Regions from separate parts of the Homo sapiens genome. Here all the other regions are linked to region 3. The links are chromatin loops, found by intact Hi-C in ENCODE. Cell type or tissue: heart left ventricle. All regions are shown on one strand. Each heading gives the region's core, and the rest is flanking DNA. Links, peaks and the distances in the headings are about the cores only.

Region 1 (7,697 bases), core at 3,200-5,699, 180 kb before region 3:
ATTCAAAAGTTGATTGCCTTATCTAAATTCGACAGTTTGAAACTTCCCTTTAGGCTGATCTGGGTCAGCCATTTTGGGAGAGTTCTCCAGAGACCTTAGGTCTTATGTCTTGTGCTGGTCAGACACCCTCAGGGAATAGTCTTCCATTTTTATCAATAGAGAAATAGGCTCTGATTGCCAGCACTCTGGGAGATTCATGAAGGGGACTAGGGATCTCTGCAGTCAGGACTTAGTCCTTCTCTTTTTGATATAGTACTTTCAGGTTTTGTTTTTATTTTATTTTTTTTAAGACAGAATCTTACTCTTGCTCAGGCCAGAGTGCACTGGCACAATCTTGGCTCACTGCAACCTCTGCCTCCCAGGCCAAGGGATTCTCCTGTCTCAGCCTCCCGAGTACCTGGGATGACAGGTGTGTGCCACCACGCCCAGCTAATTTTTGTATTTTTAGTAGAGACGGGGTTTTGCCATGTTGGCCAAGCTGGTCTCGAACTCCTGACTTCAGGTGATCCACCTCCCTTGGCCTCCCAAAGTGCTGGGATTACAGGCATGAGCCACCGTGCCCGGCCAGGTACTCTCATTTTTAACTGCAGATGTTGTCTTCAGACTTTTGTTAGGGTTGGGAGGAGCAGATAGTCACTGTTAAATGTGTTTGGTAAAGGCTTCTAAGGTATCTTTCTGCTTCTTAAACAGCTGTCACTATTTTGGCCATTTTATCGTTCTCTCTGCTCCCTTCACTCTGGTTTTCAAAGGTGCTTGGTTCTTTTACTTTCTATGATTTTCAGATTTCTGCCAGGTAAATCAGATTGGTTCTTAACTTGTCACCACTGCAGCTTGGAATATTGTATGTTAGGGATTGCTACATTAGTTACAACTGGTCGTGCTTATTTATTTTTTTTGAGACAGAGTCTCATTCGGTCGCCTAGGCTGGAGTGTAGTAGCTCGATCTAGGATCACTGCAGCCTCCACCTCCCAGGTTCAAGTGATTCTTGTGCCTGAGCCTCCCTGAGTAGCTGGGACTACAGGTGCGCCACCATGCCTGGCTGATTTATGTATTTTTAGTAGAGACTGGGTTTTGCCATGTTGGTCAGGCTGGTCTGGAACTCATGGCCTTGAGTGGTCTGCCCACTTTGGCCTCCCAGAGTGTAGGGATTACAGGCTTGAGCCATCGTGTCCGGCTGGTCCTGCTTATTTTTCAGCTTCCCAAATCTTAGTAGCTGTTACCTCTTATTTCTCTCTGTTTTTTTAGGATTTATGTAGTTTTAGTGGGATTAGGTGTTTTTGGTTCATCATCTTAATACCATTCTAACATGCCTTTTAGATTTAAATATGTGTAATGTTAATAATAACTTACAATTAGAGCATCTTAATTAAATAAATAAAACATATATTTACTCTCAACCAAATACAGTGAAAATTTTTCTTTAGATTCTATAGTTTTCAATAATTTGCATATGCAGAGTTTTCAAATAGTATAATATATATAAAATGTAATGGTTGACTAGAATTAATTCTAGTTTTTTTTTTTCTTTCTTTACTAATTGTGTGACTCCTGGCAAATGATTACATTCTCTGGTCATAAAAATTTGAGATTGTAGCGCTCTTATTTTACATGGTCATTGCAAGAGTGAAATAAAAAAAAAATTGAATGCAGCCTGGGCAACATAGTGAGACATTATCTCTACAGAAAATTTTAAAAATTAGCCAGTTGTGGTGGTGTACACCTGTGGTCCCAGTTACTCCAGAGGCTGAAGTGAGAGAGTCTCGTGAGCCCAGAAAGTTGAGGCTGCAGTAAGCTGAGCCATGATTGCACCACTGCACTGTAGCCTGTCTACAAACAAATAAACGAAAAAACAAAAAGACTTGTGAAAAGTGCTGATTTTTAATTAGGAAAAGATTAAACATTGGATAGTCATGGAATTGTTTACTGAACATTAGAAATTGGTTGCAAGTGTTTATGCTTCTGTAAATAAACGATTGGTCTCATTACAAATGACCCAATATAAAACAAATTTCTTAAAACCTGTGACATTATACAGTCAAGGTGAATCCTGCTTTTTTAGTAATATTAATAAAACTTAAATCACTTTTGTTTCCTGTAGATTTTCTCAGAGTCATCTATCATAATAAGCACATAGTAGTTCCCATGTAGTGCCTGAAAAGTGCCCTACAAAAGTTATTTTTTCCATCTTGGATTCTGAACTGCAGATGTTTTTAGGCCAAGACTAAAATCTTAGTTGACATATTAGTTGACTTCTTCCTAGAAAGTAGGAGTTGAGATCCTAAAAATGAAGGTTCTTTTGAGATTTTTGTGGTAGAAACAAAAACACTGAGAATTTCAGCTCACTATTTATTGAGCAAATAACTGTGTTCTATACTATGGAAGAGAATGGAAAATGAATCAAGATGCGATTTATATCCTTATATAAAGATTATTTGCATAAAGATACAAGTAATGAAATGGTGGTAAGTATAATGATGATATGCATAAAAGATATTGAGAGAGTAATGATACCTGGTTTGGGGATGTGCGTATTAAGGAGAGAGTAAGCAAAGAATTATCAGTGATAGGGTAATATAGGTTGAATCATGTAGAGGATATATCAAGTAAACTATAATAGGATAGTTTCTTTGGGATAAAGGTGTTGGCCTTGACACTATTTATCTGAATAACAGCCTAATTATTTTCCTTTTCTAAACTGTTTCATCAGACACAGAAACAGAACCAATGTGTGAAGGGATGGATAAAGCTCTGTCAGCTGGTACTAAGTGTTGTCTGGGTTGTATTTCTGCTTGTATCAGTTTTGTGAAATTATTTAATCTTATTGGAGAATTCTGGATTTTCGGATTAGGGATGTCCAACCTGTATTATTAGTAGCCAGCAGCTTTCTCTTGGTAGACTATGTTTAGACTAAGAAAAAAGTAGTCAGGATTTACATTGGAAAAGTATTTGGCAAGAGAAGGGAGGCTTGAAGAAGATATCATCCATTTGACAGTGTGTTCCATAATTTAAATCTTTGTGGATCAGACTTCCTAAAAACACTTTGCTTCCAGAATGTAAGAAAGTGTTCATTAGGCAGCTCTGAATATTTTGGCTATGTGTACCATCTTTCCCCACCCCCCAATTAAACATAGATTCCAGTGCTACAGTAATATCAATTCTGTTCCAGCCTTTCTCAATTTACCAAATCTTGCTTTTGTTTTTAATTATAATTTTTTTTGAGACAGGATCTGGCTCTGTTGACTAGGCTGGATGGAGTGCAGTGGTTCAAGTTCACTGTAGCCTTGAACTTCTGGGCTCAAGTGATCTTCCTGCATCAGCCTCTTGAGTAGCTGGAACTACAGGTTCATATTACCACACCTGCTAATGTTTTAAAAATTTTTTTTGTAGAGACAGACAGAGATCTCGCTTTGTTGGCCACGCAGGTCTCAAACTCCTGGCTTCAAGAGAGCCTTCCGCCTTGGCCTCCCAGAGTGTTGGGATTATAGGTGTGAAGCACTGTGCTTGGCCTAAATCTTGCTTTTAATGAATAGTCTTTGCTTGAGAATCACAGTTGTATTTTTAAAGAATTAATATGGCTTGGATCAAGTTTAACTTTTTTTTTCTGATATACTGAAGTTGTTACATACATTATTCATTTTGCCTCATGGAAAATACATAAGGACCTTTTAAAGATAAGTAATTTAAAAAACTTTTATTATGGAAAATTTCAAATATATACTGAAATAGAATGAGATAATAAATTCTGTGTGCCCATTGCTCAGCTTGAACCATTGTCAAGTCATAGGGCCAATCTCCTTTTAGCTATATCCCTATTACTCCCCTATACCCTTAAAACTTTTTAGTAAATACCTATATTTAGTGATAGATAGAACAAGATACACAGGTTAGCTAGATTTTAGGAAGGTAGACTGAGGAAGAGAGAAAGAAAATGTGGATTCTATTGCTGATGTGAACAGGTTCTCTCTGTGCTTTTGTCCTTCCCTTCTCTTTGATTGATATGTTTCTGCCAACCCACATTTGTTGGAGCTCTTTCAAATTTGTCTTGCTAATATATCTATTAGACTGAGTTTTACTCTTTTTTAAAATTCCCTTCTTTCCATCAGGGTGCCTATAATTCTTTGTTTTTATTTGCTTTTCACTCACATCAAAAAGTTGGGAGGTCTTTGTCAGGGCATGAAATGTAATTTGCCCTGGGACTAAACACTCACCTGGGGATGTTAATGTTTGTGACCATCTGTACTACTGAAGAGAAGAAATTATTTTTATATCTATGGTAAATTACTCAATAAGCTTTTTGCCATCTTCTAGAGATTCTGTTATCAAGGTTCAAAAATTTAATTGTAGGCTTTAACTGTTCTGCTAGATTTGAGCACTTTGGGGCTTTTAGATTCTGTGGAGAAAATCTTTAGCCTTCTATAAATTGAAATTAACTTAATCAATCAAGTCATTTTCAGGATTTAAACAATTTTCTAGAAATTATAAAATTGAAATTCTTTTCATGATAAAACTATAAAAGGTAAAAAAAAAAAAAAGGCCTTGAGCAAGGTTTAACTTTTTTTTTTTTTTTCTGGACTGAAATGGAGGCTTTCTTTCAAGCGAATTCCCTGATGTTTGCTCTGTGTGATTTGGCTCCATCTCTGTAACTGCTAATATGTGGCATGGATTTCAAGTTGTTTGGGATCTGGATGTGCCCAAAGTCTGTATTGCAAGACGGGATTCACAGGCATTATGTTACAAAACTGGCTTGCTGCCTTCTGTTTTCTTTTTCTGTGTCCTGTGTAGCTGCATTGTTTGTTGCAGTATATGCATTAGCTGTTGTCTATGTTCAGTTTCCTGCAGGCTGACAAAGTGGGAGGGGCTTTGTTTGTTACATAGCTGAGTTTTCACTGTGTGAGTTCTTGAGTGCACATTGCAGCCATCTTAATTACACTTTTGTGCAACTGAGACTGTGCAGCTGTCTCAAAATGGCTGCTAACCTAGTCTTTGTAGCTGCTTAGGCAGCAAGTATGTCAGTGAGGAGACTTGTCACATGCATCAGGACCAGAGGTAAGAACCAATTACTCTTTTATCTTAAACATTCTCATTTTTTTCTTTTTTAAAAAGGAATTTAACTGAGTTTACTTAGAGGGGTGAACTTAGAGCTTGGTTTTTAAAAAGTTGAAATGTTTGGTAGAACCTTTAAGCCTTTATTATGGAAACAGTACATAGCATGGTGGGGTCAAAGGTTAAATTCCTGTAATTTCTCACCATTTTATGTTCTGTCATTGCCAGAACATTTGATCACCATAGTAGTGCATTTCTGGCCCTAATTAATGTAATATTCCTTTTGTGTAGGCTATTTTAGTGTGTTTGGTATTTATTTGTAGAAATTAAAACAATATATTATCTGAATAGATTTTTTTTTTAAAGGATCCATAAGTAAGCCTTGTTTTGCACAAAGACTACAATTTTTCTACGGTTTTGTGAGGTATTGTGTGGAAGCTTTTTGGAAAGAAGGGTAATTATATAAATCATGAAAAAAAATTTTTAATACTGTCCAAAATCTTTTTTTTTGGCATTATGGGTTGCAGTTCTTTCTCATCATGCTGCCTCCTCCCAGTATCCAACTCTTTGACATTTTTAATGCTGCTTTGCTTCTTTGTTCAAATTACTTTTTGCTTAAGTTGGCATTCAGATTCAGATTTTGAATTTAGAAATAAATTCACATCTAGTCATGGATACCTCTTTTTAAAAAATATATCTAATGTATTCAAATACCATCAGAGCTGAAGTACTCAGTTAATTAAGTTATATTTTCATTTTAGTCTTAATTCAAACCTGTAGTATATTTAAAAGAAATATAGCTCAATGATTTTGTAAATTTAATTTCAAAAAGTTTAAAAAGCTTTCTTAACATCGTTCTGGAGTAGAAATGTTTATTGAGATACTGTAAGTCTGTGGTTACCCAGAAAGATGGGAGAATGAAATTCTTATTCACGTAGTATTTCAGATAGCAGAAAAGGCATACTTTAAGCAGCAATACTTAAATTGCAGTACCTGTTAAAATATTTTTTAGCTGGTATAATATACTCCTGGTTTTGTCCGTAGAGTATTAAGAATATATCCCTGACTTATATGACATAGAACAGTAAGTTCTAAACTTTCTGAGTAGAGCAGCTTTCTAAAAACAGAAACTTTTTGCATGTTAAACTCTTAGGGAGGATTCCAATATATAAAAGGGATACTTATGGTTTCTGCTTAATTCTGCAAGGCTTAAGAAACAAAAGGACACGTGATATTTTATTGTTATGTACTTATTTTATATTGTAAACTTATTCACATGTCATGTGTATTTAATAAAATGACAATAATTATGCTATTAAGATAAACAAAACTTGGAAACGAGATCGTACATGACAATTATAATCTTGTATTAGATCCAGATCTAGTTCACTTATTTGTAGAACCTTGGCCTCTTAAGGCACTGTGGAATTCAGTTTGAAAATTATTCTAGAATGTGTCTTCGTTATGTTGATTTTTGATGTTCATGAAGATGGAATATAAGATCTATATGTACATGACTTAACAGTTTAAAATTGTTGACTTGTCTCAGCCTTGTGTTTATATTTGTTATTTACATTTTTTTTAAACAAAATAATTGTTTTTCCTAATTAAATCAGTGTCCATTTATTTAGTGGCTTAAAATATATTCTGGGATCAGTATTTATCTCAGTTTCATCAACAGCTTTAGCATTTTTGTTTCACTTTAGTCACTACATTGTAAAATCTTTAGGACTGTCTTATATGACATAGTAGATTCTCATAATTTGAACACTAATTTATGTAAATCATTCAGTCATATGAACTGTACCTAAAAAAGAAAAAGAAAAACATTTCAATGTGTTTGAGGGATTCTATTCATCATTCCTTTCAGTAAGGTTATCCTTGGAGTGAGTATGACATAGAAAAGTGAATGTGCTGTGACCTTGATCACTCTTATTTTCATGCCTTTTAATAGTAATAACAGCTCATTTTCTTGGTGGCGAGAGTGGGAGGGGAGGAGACTCTAGTGTTTAAAAATATGTGTATTTCAAAACATTTTATATAATGTCGAAAAACTGTCCATGTTGAAATTATTGAGCAGTTTATGCTGGTCTTGAGTGGGATCTTAGGGAAATTTTAATAACCCAGTCTTTTTGCCTTCTATTGCTAACTGTAATATTTGCCGCTACCCTCTACAAGATTATTACCTGTACATGAGGAAATACTAATGCCCTATGGTTACTCAGGATATTATTGCTAATTCTTTCCCTGCTGTGTTGCATTTTTGCAACTGTAAGCATAAATTACCCCTTAATGAGATGATTGCTTTTGGGATTGGTGATAGTTCTCAAATTTTCTGTTCCAAGTTCCAGTTAGCTATTATGCTGGGTAATTGAGGGCATAATAAATCTGGGAGCTGAATAATTGAAGTTTTATGATGTTATTTTGTCACTTTTAAAAATTCTCCCCTTTTGTTTACCCTTTTTCATGAACAATTTCATCTGCATAAGCCTCTAAGAGAAATGTTAGGGTGGTGGCACTGGCCAAGGGTCCAAACCTGAATTTGAATACTGTTTTTGCTACCTTTTTCTGACATTGACGAGCTTATTCCATTTTCTTTCTTTCCTTTCATTCTTTCTTTTTTTTTTTTTTTTGAGACGGAGTTTCACTCTTA
Region 2 (7,697 bases), core at 3,200-5,699, 52 kb after region 3:
GTAAGGCATTTGCCAATTTAAATTGGCTGTAACTAACAAAGCCAAGATCTCTAATTTCCTCCCTGTCCCTGCCACACCCAGAAGCTTACACAGTAGGAGGGGTTGGCAGGTTGAATTTCTGGTCCTTCATCCCAGTCAGCCAGTAGGTAGTCTCATTTCCTCTTCCCTGGTAAGACAAAAGAGTTACGTACCACGGAGTCCAAGGAGTCAGTTCAGTTGTAGACCACTGTTTCCATAATGATCTGTTTCTGTGACATGTTTCACTTCCGCATTTCTCATCAGTGCCAATATTTAAGCACATCACACATTCCTGTTATGATTTGCATTATCTCTAGACAGATTTTTATTTCCAAGTGCCTTTTTAAAAATAAGTTTCTCATTCAGCAGACATCCTTTTCTCAAAGTAGAGTTTTCTTTTTTTTCCCCAAAAGACATTTTAAAATATCACTCTAGCAACATCACAAGAACTCTAACTTAAAAAGGAAGAAAATTCATCTACAATTCTGCTACGTCAACAAATCCAACTGGTTGTCATTGTCCATATTTCCTTCTAGCCCTTTTTGCAATAAAGTTTTGCTACAAAACTTTTGCTACAGTTTCCCTATCTTATTACAAACACATGTACATCACAATTAAGAACTCATTAAGTGGCATTTCTGGGGCCCATCTGGAGGCTACGGAATGTATGGAAATTTACTGGAATACTGGAAACCCTGTTTTTGCTAAAGCTGGTATTTGAAAAAGAGATACAAAATACATATGGCCCAAACACAGCCAGTGAACCACTATTTTTAAAAAATGAGTTTAATAATATATATCTATAATATATATCAATAATTTAAAAATGAGTGATTGATATATATATATATATAATTGATATATATTGTTAAACTCATTTAAAAAAGTAGTGGTTCACTGGCTGTGTTTGGACCATAGCAATCCATAAACTGGTTCTATTTTGGGGTAAGTGTTCTTTGTAAAAAATGTACTTATGGAGGACTCAAAAAGCAAGTGTGATGTTAGGACACTTTTACGTAAAAGGAGACTTTTCCAAGGTGCAATCCAAATGTAAAGGCCAGAAGCATTATGGCTACCGGAGACAGGTAACTTACAGTTAATAGCTGGCTTTGCCAGTTGTGAAAAGATTCCAATAACTTTGGAAAAGCAGCCTGAGAAGCATTTGGAGACAACTGATGGCTATGGAGGGCAGCTGTTTTAAATGTGAGGAACTGCATGAAGAATCTGGAATAGCGATTCTCAAATATTAGTGTGGTCACAAACACATTATCTTGTTAAAAATATAGATTTCTGATCTACGCCCACAGAGAATCTTGCATAGTAGGCCTGGTAGAGTGTCCACACATCTGCATTTTAACAAGCTTCCAGATGAGGAAGAGGAGGAGAATGGGGCCACACCTTGTCATTCACTCCTTGTGATTCTAGAGCTTCCGAATAGTAAAGCAACTGGCAAGAGAGGTGACCTCAGATCATAGCAGCAGTGTGTAGTAAGAGTAGGGAAGTAAGTGGGGGGACAAGGGTTTTGATTCAAATTAAATAAGTCCTGGACCAGACTGTATGTAGCTCTTGTGTTTGGAGGAGGAACTGGATACAAAACCTGGATATGGCAGAGGAAATGCTGGCAGAGTTCAAAATCTCAAAAGGGCTCTTTGGAGTAAAGGCAAGTTTTGAGTTCACATTTTTTGGTGGTCATTTCTCTTGCAGAGGATGGAGGGTGCTCATCGTGATGAGTACAGAAGAGGATTAGCATGCTCAACTTTCCTGGCCAAGTCTCAAAGGAGGTGGCCCAAGCGTGTCTGAGAGCTTTTCCTATGCATTGTCTCTGTGGACTCCTTACCTTTAAGTATGTTTCTCCTCTCACTTCATAAAGGAACTGGCACTCAGTTCTCTTCAGGATGGCTATGGTGGAGCCACTCACGTGAATTCTCAAAGCTGGAAATGCAAATTGACAAATAAAAATCCCAGCTAGTACACAGCCTATTTGTTTCCCGTTGATTCAGGATATCAACAACACCTGAGACAAGAATCCTAAATCAAGAAGAAACAATTGTGGCTATTTTAATGAAAGAACACTTAAAAATAACATCAGAGAGATAAGAAATGGTATAGTTTGGATATTTGTCCCCACCCAAATCTCATGTTGAATTTTAATCCCCAGTGCTGGAGTCCTGGCCCCCGACCAGGTGTCTGGGTCACAGGGGTGGATCCCTCATGGCTTGGTGCTGTCTTTGCGATACTGAGTTGTCACAAGATCTGGTCATTTAAAAAGGTGTGGCACCTGCCCCTGCCACTCTCTTTCTTACTCCTGCTTTTGCTGTATGAAGTGCCTGCTCCTGCTTTGTCTTCTGCCATGAGTGAAAGCTTCCTGAGGCCTCCCCAGAAGCAGATGCAGGTGCTATTCTTCCCTTACAGCCTGCAGAACCATGAGCCAATTAAACCTCTTTTCTTATAAATAACCCAGTCTCAGGTTTTTCTTTATAGCAATGCAAGAATGCCCTCACACAAGAAATATAATCTCACGTGGGAAGAAAGAAGGCCTGGCATCAGTTTTCAGGGCCCTGCGTGATGTGATGGGGATCCCTAGGTTTTTCTCCATAGATTCTCATTCCAGCTCAGAGTAGTAGCCTGCGGGACCTAGTTTTAGATTTGGCTTGTAGTGCCAAGCTTGGGTGTTGGAGTTTGGTTTTGGGTCCCTGTGGAAAAGTTCCAATAAATAGCTAAAGCCTTGTGGGCAAGGTGAAGATTCGGGAGAGTTGAGGGGTCTTGATTTTCTCAAATTTCCTTCTTCTGGAACATTGTTATCCTTTGACAAAAGAAGTGGTGAGGGCACGCCCATTCACAAGTCCATTGATGTGTATCACCTTTCCCAATATAGGGGCCTAATAGCAATACCACAAACAATTACACAGTAAGAATAATGACAATCCCAAATTGTATACCTACCATGTACCATGATTGCTAAACGCTTAACATGACATCATCCCAAATTATTTCAGAAACCCTCTTGGCACGGTTGGTATTCCATTTTCAATTTGTATCTTTATCTTTCTGAGGGCTAGAAGGATCAGGTAGCTTTCTACTCAACTTATACTGAGAATGATTAACATAATTTCAATTGTAACCCAAGTCTGTCTGACCCCAACCTTATCCTTTTCCTTGCCAGCATGATTTGCCAGGACAAACTAGTATCACATTGTCAGTACACTACCAAAATACCATCCTGCCTCCTGTGGTTTCGTAAGCCCCAGCCATGTCTCCCAGTGCTTATTTTCTCTCTTCTATATATTTCTACTGCTACCACTGTCATCAATATTTATTGAGCATCTACTTCATGCAGCACATTGTGCCTCTACCTTGCCAAGCAAATGCAATATATTCCTTCGTATATAACAAATGCTTAGATTTTTCTTTACTAAAATCAATTCTTGGTTGGGTATGATGGCTCTTGCCTGTAATTCCAACACTTTGGGGCTTTGGGGGACCAAGGCAGGAGACTTGCTTGAGCCCAGGAATCTGTGACCAGCCTAGACAACATAGAGAGACCACACCTCTACAGAAAAAATTAAAAAATTAGCTGTGCATGGTGGCATGCCTGTAGTCCCAGCTACTTAGGAGGCTGAGGTGGGAGGATCACTAGAGCTGAGGAGTTCAAGGATGCAGTGAGCTGTGATTGTGCCACTGTGCCAAAGCCTAGGCGACAGAGTGAGACCCCATCTCAAACAAATAAACAAAAATCAATTTCCAGAAAAAACGAATATGCTTTGGGAGGCCAAGGTGGAAGGACTCCTTGAGGTCAGGAGTTTGAGACCAGCCTGGGCAACATAGTGAGACCCAGTCTCTATTAAAAATTTAAAAATTATCTGGATGTGCTGGTATGTTCCTGTAGTCCCAGGTACTTGGGAGGATGAGGTGGGAGGATCACTTGAGCCCAGGAGTTCAAGTTTACAGGGAGCTATGATCGTGTCACTGCACTCCAGCCTGGGTGACAGAACGAGAGCCTGTCTCTAAAAAACAACAACAAAAAAGCAAAACCAAATAAGAGGGAAACAGGAATGTGAACCAGAGTGTGTAGTTCTTACCTTGCCTACTGATTTTTTTTTAACTTTCATGAATCTATGGTAAATGCCAGGACTATTCTAAGTAGAATATCCCCAGATTCATTGTATATGAGCCAAAAATATAGAAATAGTCTAAAACTGAGCAAAAGTGGAAGAATAAAATAATTATCAGTAAACAACAATGAAAGCAAATGTAGCAAAAGGTGGATTGACACGGGTTTGTGTTCAGCTAATGTGAAGAATTATTCTACATCTCACTGGCACTTTGTATCTCCTTATTGTGCATTTTATCTCACAGTTGCCCTCTGCTGGAAAACAGCATCTTTGTCCTCTGAGAAAAACAGTCTCCCTTCTTACGGAGGCCAGTGGATTCCATCCTAGAGGCTGTGTTGACCGTATCTCCAAATAGACAATAACGAGGCATCTTGATTCCCACAACTCCAGCAGCACAGGGACCTGAAATGAAGGACAGAAAGCAGGAAGTGGAGGCAATAGAAATTGCAGAGTAGAGTGAAGACAGGTAAGCCTCTCTGTATGGTCACAATCCTGAATACTTCCTGTCATGGAGAAGTAGCTGAGGATGTGAAATGTGAGCTGGGACTTTTGGTTTAAATGGATGAATCCAATGAAGCATCATTATTCAATGCATGCGATCATAAAGTATTTTGCTCTCGCAAAGAAAACGACATTTGTAGCAAATAGGAAGGCATTCAGAGATCCAGATCACAAAGGTGATTTTAAATAGAAGGCTCTCAGGAAGGATGAAGATGAGCCCCACTGCTTGCTTACTGTGCCAAACCACACAACCCTGAATTTCACACTGCTGGAGGGCACTGTAGATTTGAAGCTTCAATGGCTCAAGTTTGTTTTATTTTTATTTTAAGGTGGCATTTCTGGGATTGGTGCCATGACAATGGAAGACAGAAGACAAGACAAAGGCATAACTTTCCGTAAGCATTTCATGGACCAGGCGAATGCAGCTGGATGGGGAAGCCTGTGGCACAAGGAGGTTCCAACAAGCAGAACAAAAGCCCAGGCTAGACTATGCGCTGTGGCATATTAGGTAGGAAATAAGGGTTATTCAGTCATGTATTTGCATAGAATGACTGAGTGCAAGGTGTTAACAGTTTCAGAAGTTAAAGATTAACTCAAAAACTGCAAAGCTGAGTTTTAAGCAATGCCTGGCTAAAGATTCATCTAGATGACTTCTGAGTTCCTCTCTTACAGGTGTTTTTTCTATAACACCTGTAACTCATCTCAAACCTTGATGTTCAAGGCTGTTGAATTAAACTAAGTTTGGCCTGAGGCTGCCTCTTAGGGGTCCCTACAAAACAAACTGCAACCTAGCTTGGTACATAAACAAACTAAAAGCCTAACTAGGGTATACTTACGTTATAGATAGCTGAGTCTCAGCCAATCGCAGTAGCTGAGCTTCAGCCAGTCACAGGCTGTCAACTGATGGGACTTTGACCAAATCAGGGGAACACAGAGGTTTGACCAATCAAGTTGTTTCTGTCCCTCACTTCTGTTTTCTGTCTATAAACATTGCCCGCCCACCTTGCCCATTGAAGCTCTCTGAACCTCTTCTGGTTTTAAGGGCCATCTGATTTGAAAATTATTCTTTGCTCAATCAAACTGTGTTAAATTTAATATGCATAAGCTTTTCTTTTAACAAGGCTATGTAACTTTCATGGTCTTTGAAAGTGACTCATGTACTTTCTGTATAACTGCAGTGGCAGGGAAGGGAGGGGGTATAAATATTATAGAAATTTCACCATCTGTTCTTTATTTCCCCTTGTAGATAATCTAATCCACTTAAGATACTATAATATTTTAGTGGGAAAATATATTGAAGTTGGGGGTGGGGAGAAAGGGAATGGGGAGGAAATAAATGAAATCATAGGTATGGTGATTTAAATAGGAGTCCAAAGCTTCTTGTTTTCGTACATGTTTGGTGTTTATCATGTCAGCAGTCAGTGGTGCCCTCAAAGGTCTTGTTCTTAGAGTTCTCTAGGAACTGGGTCTAAATATCTCAGGATGCATAGTGGGACCTCACATTTGGCAAAAAGAATTAAGAGTAAAAATTATGTGAGGTCGATCACACTTGAAGACCTTTTATCCTTTCTGATTTAGTTGGTGCACAGCAGTACATATGGTTCCCAATTTGCTAAGATGCTCAACTCCATACCAGAGTGAACTCCAATGCGAATCCATATTGGGAGGCCAGGAAGATGCTCCAGCTCAAAGGTCCCCATGAAGCTGAGGATTTCCAAGGCCATCTTGGCAATGTCTATTGCATGCCGATTGCCATTTCTCTTAGGCAAACCACTAGCCACCATGTACGCATCACCGATGGTTTCCACCTGTGGAAACAGTTTCTCATGAGTGCCTCTGCCCCTTTGAAAAGTATAGAAAGTAAACAGAAGCAGTTAATCACATGTCAAACACAAAAAGTGATTTGGGAACACAGTATGAGCATAGCCCTTTACACTTTTTCTGGGGCCAGTTGGATCAGTTCTATGCTGATTTCTTCAGGGTTTTTATAGTCCAGTTAATGGGTGATAAAATAGCTATAAAGGAATTTAGCCATTTAAAAGTACTTCATAATTATATAAATTGTCCAGATGTGGTGACAGTTCTAGAAATGTTCAAATAAATAATCTGAATGGTTTTATGTAATTTGAGGAACACCCTTAGTTTCCTGAAAATTAATCCTTTAGCAAATGTCAACATACTATTTAACAGAATATTGTACTTTGTAATATGTAATTGTATACATTCTTGTAGTATGATTTTCTATTTATTATAACCCCAGTGTCTTCTCTGCTTCATTTGCAGTCAGCCTAAACACTGCCCATTTTTTGGAGGTGATTTAAGAGTATGCCATTTTGTCTAAATTTAATACTTCAAATTAATTCCTGCTGAACTTCCTGTTGTATCTTTTTTGCTGCTTCTTAAAGTTGAATGGTAATTTTGACTTCTCACTCCTCTAATCCTTCTACTTCTCTTCACTTTTAGCTCAGATTCAACCACCAATTCACTAAATGTGAAACTAGAGCGGTCAAGAGTAGTAACAGAAACAACCAATTCAGGCTCTGATGACCTTGAGTTGTACAATTAATGGTTTCAGCCTGTTAGGTGATGTGGTTACCTTGTAGACATCATGATGATCAACAATGTGGTCAAAACTCTTATAGATGTCATTAAGCATGTCCACCACTTCCATGGGGGTGCTGTATTTGCAGATAGTAGTGAAACCTACAATGTCACTGAAGTAGATTGTAACTTCCTCATATAGTTCCGGCTCCACAAAGCCTTTCTCCTTCAGAGACTTTACCACTAGCCTAGATGAACGAAGGGAAAAAAAATGCCTTCAACTTCAGCAAATTTCTTCTTGTTTCACATAAATCTTTCAGGTAGTAGTGATTGTCTACCAAGAATTCTAGAATTTGAGACTTCCAGTGAATTGAGTGAATCGGAAACAGAGGTTGTGTATATCATATACATGAACATATTACACAAATACACATATAATGCATGTTGTGAACACAGATGAATACAAGCAGGTTCAACATTAACTTAGTGTTTGATTATTAATCCTAATACACATAAATAGATAAC
Region 3 (7,697 bases), core at 2,729-5,228:
AGAGAAAAACAACTTCAGTGGCCACTCAATTATACAGCACTTACTGCATGTCAGGCACAGTGTTTCTCACAACAGCCCCATGAGATAGAGACACTTATAATACCCATCTTCCAGTTGAGGAAACCAAAGTACATATAGAGAAAATAACTGACTAAAGGTCACATGGCAAGTGTTGGAGTCAGGCTTCAAACACAGGCATTAGGGTTCCAAAGGATTTCCTCTTGCTGGAATTCTGTGTTACCTCTCTAATACTATACTTCCAAGAATGAAGGACTTCCGTGTAAAGAATGAACATACTGAGCAACTGTGAGGCCTTATGTCGAATGAATTTGGAAATAAGAATGTCCTCAGAGACCAGGTGCAGTGGCGGTCGCCTGAACCCCAGGGCTTTGGGAAATGAACCTGTGGGAGGATCACTTGCGAGCAAGAGTTTGAGATCAATCTGGGTAACATAGTGAGACTCTATCTCTACAAATAATTTTTTTTTTTAATTAGCCAAGTGTGGTGGTGTGCACCTGTAGTCCCATCTACTCTGAGGCTGCAATGAGCTATGATCGTACCATTGTACTCCAGCCTGGGTGACAGAGCAAGGCCCTATCTCCAAATAAATGAATAAATAAGAATGTCTGCAGAGTTAAAGGAGCAACTGAAATTGACCCCAGTCATAGGTCTGCCAAATCAGCTTATGGAGACTGAATGTTCCAGGATATTAAACTTTTTGACAACCAGATAAAGGTATTAACTGTTATTCTCAAGTGGACACTGGTAAGCCATGGCAATGTGGAAAAGGCAGTGTCCCAAAATCAGGGACCAGCAATGCTAGGCAAGCACCATGCAGTGGAGGGGCACTCTCTCGGCTGACTCAAGTGTATGATGCCTACCAGGAGACAGACAAATCAGGCCTCCAGCCTGACAATCTGTGATGTTATCTACCCCCATGTGGTTTGATTACAGTGAGAAAGTGCCTAGAGCAGACCTCACAAATATCCAGTCTGCCTGACAGTTATATTTCTAACTAAAAATTATGCTAAGTCTGATGAATAGACTTGGGTGTATATCAGGGTGAATCAGCTTTCTTAGCTGTGATCAGATATGGAGCAGTAGAAAGACTGAATTTCTGGAGTCTAGCCCTGCAAGGCCGAGGGCCAGATTCTGAACCAGTTTTACCAATATACATACCATATTATGAGTCTCTCAGCAGCCAACCCTAAAAGAATGTCTGCAGAGTTAAAGGATCAACTGAAACTGACTCCAATCATAGGTCTGCCAAATCACCTTATGGAGACTGAATGACTTCCAAGATGTTAAACTTTTTCAGAACCAGATAAAGGTATGATTTATTTCTCTAGTGACCACCTGACTTCTCTATACATACCACTTAGAAAAAATTATATAAGGACCTTCTAAAATCAATTATGGGGCTTTTGGTCTGGAAAGATAAACGCAACACCATATGTCTGAAATCATAGCTTGAAAGATTTGGCTAGAATGACTGTGCAATTATTTGTCAACTTCTGGAATAATAAAACTATAGAGTAACCTTTACAAATTGAAGAATATGCAAGAATTAACTAAAAGTGTCCGGGCATGGTAGCTCACACCTGTAATCCCTGCACTTTGGGAGGCTGAGGCGGGCAGATCACCTGAGGCCAGGAGTTCGAGACTAGTCTGTCCAACCTGTTGAAATCCCATCTCTACAAAAAATATAAAAATTAGCTGGGCGTGGTGGTGTGTGCCTGTAATCCCAGCTACTCGGGAGGCTGAGTCAGGAGAATTGCTTGAACCAAAGAGGTGGAGGTTGCAGTGAGCCGAGATCACGCCACTGTACCCAGCCTGGGGGGAAAATAAAAATAATAGGAAATAATAGTAAAAAAAAAAAAAAGTAAAATTAAAAATTGAAGAAGTTGTTTTTGGATAGATAGATGCATATGAGTGGATATAAAATCCATTCCAAGGGGATGGACATGCAATCCCTTTAGTGTTTACTGAATTCCTACTAAGTTCAGGGTACTGAGCTGGGTACTTCAGAGAACACATGACAAGTGAGAGGTAGCAAGTCCCAGTTCTTTACTCTTTGGTTGTTCGCAGGCTAGTAGAAGGGTAAAGACAAAGACCCAAAAAGCCTCAAGGGAAAACAGATTAATGTGGGTAGGACAAAGGAAACAGAGATCTCATCTGCTGAAATAGTGTGGCATCACCAGATGTCCTTAACACCTAGGTAAGTAAGAATCCTTTCCAGATTGCTGGGCATGGTGCTGTCAGGATCACTTCATCTCAGAAATGTCCTTACTTTCTGCCTTGGCTCCAGAACCTCCAAGCATGGAGTCAGCTTCCTGTTGGAGGAACTGTTTAAGATGCAGTTTCTTACAAGGTGGTACCTTCTTGAATAAATAGTGCTCCATCTTCAGAAAAACAACGCCTGTCTCACTCCTCAGGCTGCCCCCTCCACCTACAAAAACACTTAATCTCACTCGTCCAAAAAAACAGAAAAGGAATAAAGATTTTAGCCAGCATTCCAAACACAAAAGCTACCTCCACTTTTGGGACCCTCCCCAGCCTCCCCCAGGTACCTCTGAATGAGCTGTCTCCCTAGACTAGAAGTAGACACCAAGGCCACCTCCATAGTTTAGGCAAAGAACACAGAAAATCACGAGTCAGGAGCCTGTGGGTACATCTGATCCCACAGACTGGAAAGATTTAAGATTGAAGAGTGATAACTAAGCAAGTCTCAAAAACGAAGGCTCTTGATGATGGAAGGTAGTGTAATAAGAATCAGTACACATATTTAGGAAGGGGCATCCTCCCCCAAGCCCCACCCTACTCTTGTACAAGGTCAGCACAGAAAAGGGGATTATGAAATAAGACAAAATTAATTCTCTTATTATTACTTTAGAATTCTTTCAAGTCCCTTAGTTACAGTTCATAATCTTCACCTCCTTAGGAACGGAAATCATAAATCCAAGGCTTTTTAATTTAATTTAATTTAATTTTGGCAAAGGATGTAGATTTGCATGAATACCTGTAGAGATAAAACCTGTTTTTCCAAGAGGGAAGTAGTTAAGAAAATGCCCTCTGGCATCCCCTAACTCTGTCTTATTTGCTGTGTTATCTTTATGCGAATTACTTCTGATCAATCTCACTTTTCTCATCTGCAGAATGGGGAATATAATCCTATTTAGGATTATATATTAAAAAAAAAAAAAAAAAACTGCCGGGCGCGGTGGCTCATGCCTGTAATCCCAGCACTTTGGGAGGCCGAGGCAGGCGGATCGCCCGAGTCAGGCGTTCGAGACCAGCCTGTCCAACATGGTGAAACCTCGTCTCTACTAATAATGCACAAATTAGCTGGGCATGGTGGCTGACGCCTGTAATCCCAGCTACTTGGGAAGCTGAGGGAGGAGAATCGCTTGAACCCGGGAGGCGGAAGTTGCAGTGAGCCGAGATCACACCATTGCACTCCAGCGTCGCCCACAGAGAGCGACTCTGTCTCAACAACAACAACAAAACCAAAAGGCCCTTAAGCCCACTGCCAGGCACGTATCAAACTGACAATCGTGCAATCGTGATTTTAAGCCAAAGTCAATGTAAATTTTTAAAACACAAAACAAATGGCAAGCCGGAACCATACCTCCCTACAATCTGGATAAATATATTTAGATGCCCATTGGCTGGAGTTTTTAAGACCAGCCCAGGCTCTGTGGGCCAAGAATCGGCGCAGGAGCGAACCGATTTGTTGGCCAAGAATTCGGGCCAAAACTTGTAAAGTTGGCAGACGCACTCGCCATGCCCTTCTCAAGTGCCCTCGCTGCGCAGCCGCAGGGCTGGAGCGAGACCGCCGGCCGGAGGCGCGTTTCTCTGAGTTCACCCAGGAACCAGACGCCCGCTGGACGTCAACTCGGCCGGACGCGGGGCACGGGCGCTAACAGGCTCCTAGGAGCCTCCCCGGGCGCCCCCCGCCCAGGGCGCGCTCTGCTCACCTGCAGGTTTCGGCGGCTCCGCGGTGACTAACAACAGCGGCAGCAGCAGCAGCAGCAGCAGAAGCGGTGGCGGCTGTGGCAGCCCCGGGCGCCCGCCCGGACCGCCGCGGGTCATCGCTCCACGGCCGCGACCTTCCTCTGCGGGATCAGGCGGCCGCGGTGGCCCGCGGTGGCAGAAGTTGCAAGAGAGGCTCCTGGCCTACTCAGGGGCGCCGCCTCTCCGAGGTGGGGCGTCCTCAACTTTCCTCTTTCTTGAGCCCGGCCTGCTCCGGGCTCTGAGGGGCGAGGACGCTTCACGTGGTGGCCTGGGGCCCACCCCGCCTAGGAAAGGCGGATCCTTTACGTCTGACCCTCTAGCAACCCCTGGGCCGGTCTGGGAAAGTTCCCCAGCTGCACTTCTGGGAAATGCAGAGGCTGCCTGCCGCTTTCTTTCGCAGTTTTGCGGCCCAAGGCTTGGGCGAATCAGTTCACATCAACACCCCTACTAGCCTCTCCCTCCGGGGTCGACCATTTATCTCCAGCAGCGGACCAGGCGCCCGGGCCAGGGTGACATGCGCGCCCTGCCTACACGCAGCTCGGATCCTCTGCTGTTTCTGGAGAGGCCTCCACAGGTGCGTTTTCCTCAGCGATTAGCGTACCCCTCATTCCCAGGCTGTTTAACCTAAATCCATGCGCTGTAGCTCAGATTTTTTATCCTTTTTGCTTCCTCTTCGTTGGCTGGAGCCACCACAGGAGAGTGATTCAGACGGGGCTGACACTAGACACACTCCTACGTTTCTGTGGAGTCCCCATTTCTGTGTGGGGTCAGTTAAAAGTGACATTGTGAAGTAGTCAAAAGTTATGCCTTGGGTGATATTGTGAAGTTGGCACCGGGTGCCCTAGGTGACATTGTGAAGTAGGCAAAAGGCATTTCATTCATTCACTCAGCATTGGCTGGGCCCATCTTATACTCCAGATACCAGTGATATAAAGACAGCTAAGAGCATGCCTCACCACAGACAAAAAGAACTAAGCCAGCCGGGCGCCGTGGCTCACGCCTGTAATCCCAGCACTTTGGGAGGCCGAGGCGGGCAGATCACGAGGTCAGGATATCGAGGCCATCCTGGCTAACACGGTGAAACCCCGTCTCTACTAAAAATACAAAAAATTAGTCGGACACGGTGGCGGGCGCCTGTAGTCCAGCTACTTGGGAGGCTGACGCAGGAGAATGGCGTAAACCCGGGAGGCGGAGCTTGCAGTGAGCCGAGATCGCGCCACTCTACTCCAGCCTGGGCGACAGAGCGAGATTCGTCTCAAAAAAAAATAATAATAATAACAATAATAATTTTTTTAAAAAAGAACTAAGCCATATAGATAAACAAGTACACAGAACTTGCCATTCTACTGTGTTAGAGCTATGTTTAAGGTGCAGTGGGAGAGGGGGAAGGAGGGAACAAGCCACCTCTCAGATGGGAACCTCAGCACCCCACTCTTCCTCTTGGCCTTTCTTCTAAGCTTAACCTAGGTGTCAAGGAGAGATGAGAAGAGAGAATAAGCAGTACCTTTCATAACGGGGAAAATGTAATTGTTAGAAAAGATAAAGAACCTAAAAGTTCATCAAATCTCTGTGCAAATTGTGAAACACAAGTCACAATTTTGTGGTCCAGGCACCATGGCTCATGCCTGTAATCCCAACACTTTGGGAGGCCAAGGTGGGAGGATCACCGGAGCCCAAAAGTTCAAGACAAGCCTGTGCCACACAGGGAGACTCCAACTCATTTTTATTTAATTAAAATTAAAGTCACAATTATGTTTAATGGCATTTAATGAATGAAGACATCGAGGACATTGTAAAAGTTGCACATTTTCCTTCAAGTTAGAAAATTAAAATGAAGAAAAATTAAAACGAAGACATCGAGGACATTGTAAAAGTTGCACATTTTCCTTCGTTAGAAAATTTAAATGAAGAAAAATTAAAATGAAGACATCGAGGACATTGTAAAAGTTGCACATTTTCCTTCAAGTTAGAAAATTAAAATGAACCAAAAATGAAAATTTTGGTTGTGTTATGATGGGAAGAGAACCACATTAGGATGTTCAAGGAAGTGGTGCCACCCCAAATATTTGAGTCATATTGCCCTATACCACCCTCCTTCACCTTACTAACCCTTCTGATCCAAGGAGCCAAGTGTTCTGATGAAGTAAGATGCATATAAATGCCTAATGTGAACCTTGAGGCATTCATTCATCTATTATTTGTCATCAAATATTCGTTGACTCCCATGTTCCAAGCACAGAGCAGTAGACAAAACAAAGTCCCTGCCCTTGCAGAGCTTGCATTCCAGTAGTGGGGAGCAAATTATACATATAAACAAATTAATTGGATCAGGACTTCTCCACATCAGCACTATTGAAATTTTGGAGCAGACAACTCTTTGTTGTGGGGGGGTTGTCCTGGACACCCCTTGGCCTTTACCTACTGGATGCTAGTGGCACCCCCATTGAAAATGTCTCCAGACATTGTCAAATGCTCCCGTAGGGGGGCAAAATTGCCCCCTAGTTGAGAATCACTGAATTAGATGATAAATCTTGCTTTCTTTAAATTATGCCAGTTTTACATATCTGGGAGGAAAATGAGCTGCAAAACTCACACATAGTTAGGAAAATAAATCTTGGGACCCCAAAATCACTAAGCCAAGGGAAAAGTCAAGCTGGAAACTATGTCAGGCAAACCTGCCTCTCATTTTATTCTGAAATAAGATAGCTACAAAGATAAGAAGCTACATACCTCCCTCACAGTTTGCCCACAAGGAAATTCCCTGTGGACAAAGGGAAGACAGAACTTAAAAGTCATCCCTCTGAGGCTCACCTGAGACAAATGCACATCTGATTGCTTCCTCTGCAGTATTGTTTATGTAAAAATGCAGACTCCCTGGGCCAGACTAAGTTGTGTATTCTGTGGAAGGCTGATCAAGGATTCAAAAGAATGTAACATTTTGTCTCTTTTCTACTTCTAACATGGAATACCCCACTTTGAGTTGTCTCGCCTTACCATACTGAACCAATGTACATCTTACACGTATTGACTGATGTCTCATATCTCCCTAAAATGTATAAAAGTAAGCTGTACCCCGACCACGTTAGGCACATGTTGTCAGGACCTCCTGAGGCTGTGGCCCTGGTGTGTCCTTAACTTTGGCAAAATAAACTTTCTAAATTGACTGAGACCTGTCTCAGATTTTTTGGATTCACATACTAAAGCTGCAATGAGGAGAACCAAAGATGCCAGCTGCGAAATGTTCTCATCACTTCTATAATGGACTTGTGTGGTTTGGGGCTACTCAGCGTCCATTATTCTCTTCCTGTACCAACTTTTGGTGCAGGAATGCCAACTTTTGGTGAGCCAAGGGTGGAGGTGTTTCTACCAGGAGACACAATAAGGAAGTATTATTGAATTGGAATTTGAAAGTGCATTACTGAATTGCAATTGGTCTTTTTTGAGCTCCTCTTAAAACATAAAAATATGTTTGAATGGTTAAGAATAGGATTGTAGTATTGGTAATTTTGCCTTACTATCAAAAGGAGTAGGAGCATTGGATGCGGTGGCTCACTCCTGTAATCCCAGCACTTCAGGAGGCCGAGTTGGGTGGATCACTTGAGATCAGGAATTCGAGACTAGCCTGGCCAACATGGTGAAACCTCGTCTCTACTAAAAATACCAAAAATTAGCTGGGCATAGTG

The links. Peaks named below come from ENCODE experiments on the same cell type or tissue, not always from the same donor. Only the 100,000 strongest peaks of a DNase experiment are listed, where the experiment ranks them.
Region 1: a loop joins it to region 3, with 2.0 times the contacts of the local background. A loop is called at or near these places in 3 of 110 quality-filtered maps.
Region 2: a loop joins it to region 3, with 2.2 times the contacts of the local background. A loop is called at or near these places in 17 of 110 quality-filtered maps.

What each region holds. Positions count from the first base shown.
Region 1 is chr12:14,380,354-14,388,050 of GRCh38, forward strand. All of the region lies in intron 1 of ATF7IP (activating transcription factor 7 interacting protein), which reads left to right. Among named protein-coding and RNA genes, the nearest start is that of ATF7IP, 19 kb to the left of the region's middle. In heart left ventricle, for the core only: no CTCF peak of the experiment used is centred there; no DNase peak of the experiment used is centred there; H3K4me3 peaks cover 1,747 bases; H3K27ac peaks cover 1,864 bases.
Region 2 is chr12:14,614,778-14,622,474 of GRCh38, forward strand. GUCY2C (guanylate cyclase 2C) reads right to left here. Exons shown (of 27, transcript NM_004963.4): 22 at 7,228-7,420; 23 at 6,265-6,439; 24 at 4,434-4,532; 25 at 1,856-1,950; 26 at 90-166. It overlaps PLBD1-AS1 (PLBD1 antisense RNA 1), which reads left to right. Exons shown (of 6, transcript NR_120465.1): 5 at 4,375-4,596; 6 at 4,961-4,978. Among named protein-coding and RNA genes, the nearest start is that of GUCY2C-AS1, 47 kb to the right of the region's middle. RefSeq lists a silencer at 74-123. In heart left ventricle, for the core only: a CTCF peak has its summit at 4,394 (motif pointing left); no DNase peak of the experiment used is centred there.
Region 3 is chr12:14,563,605-14,571,301 of GRCh38, forward strand. It overlaps PLBD1 (phospholipase B domain containing 1), which reads right to left and starts at 4,279. Exons shown (of 11, transcript NM_024829.6): 1 at 3,978-4,279. The coding sequence starts at 4,092. It overlaps PLBD1-AS1 (PLBD1 antisense RNA 1), which reads left to right and starts at 4,128. Exons shown (of 6, transcript NR_120465.1): 1 at 4,128-4,202; 2 at 4,415-4,588. RefSeq lists silencers at 3,124-3,300, 4,040-4,149 and an enhancer at 3,545-4,226. In heart left ventricle, for the core only: no CTCF peak of the experiment used is centred there; DNase peaks (open chromatin) are centred at 3,827 and 4,217; H3K4me3 peaks cover 2,097 bases; H3K27ac peaks cover 1,501 bases.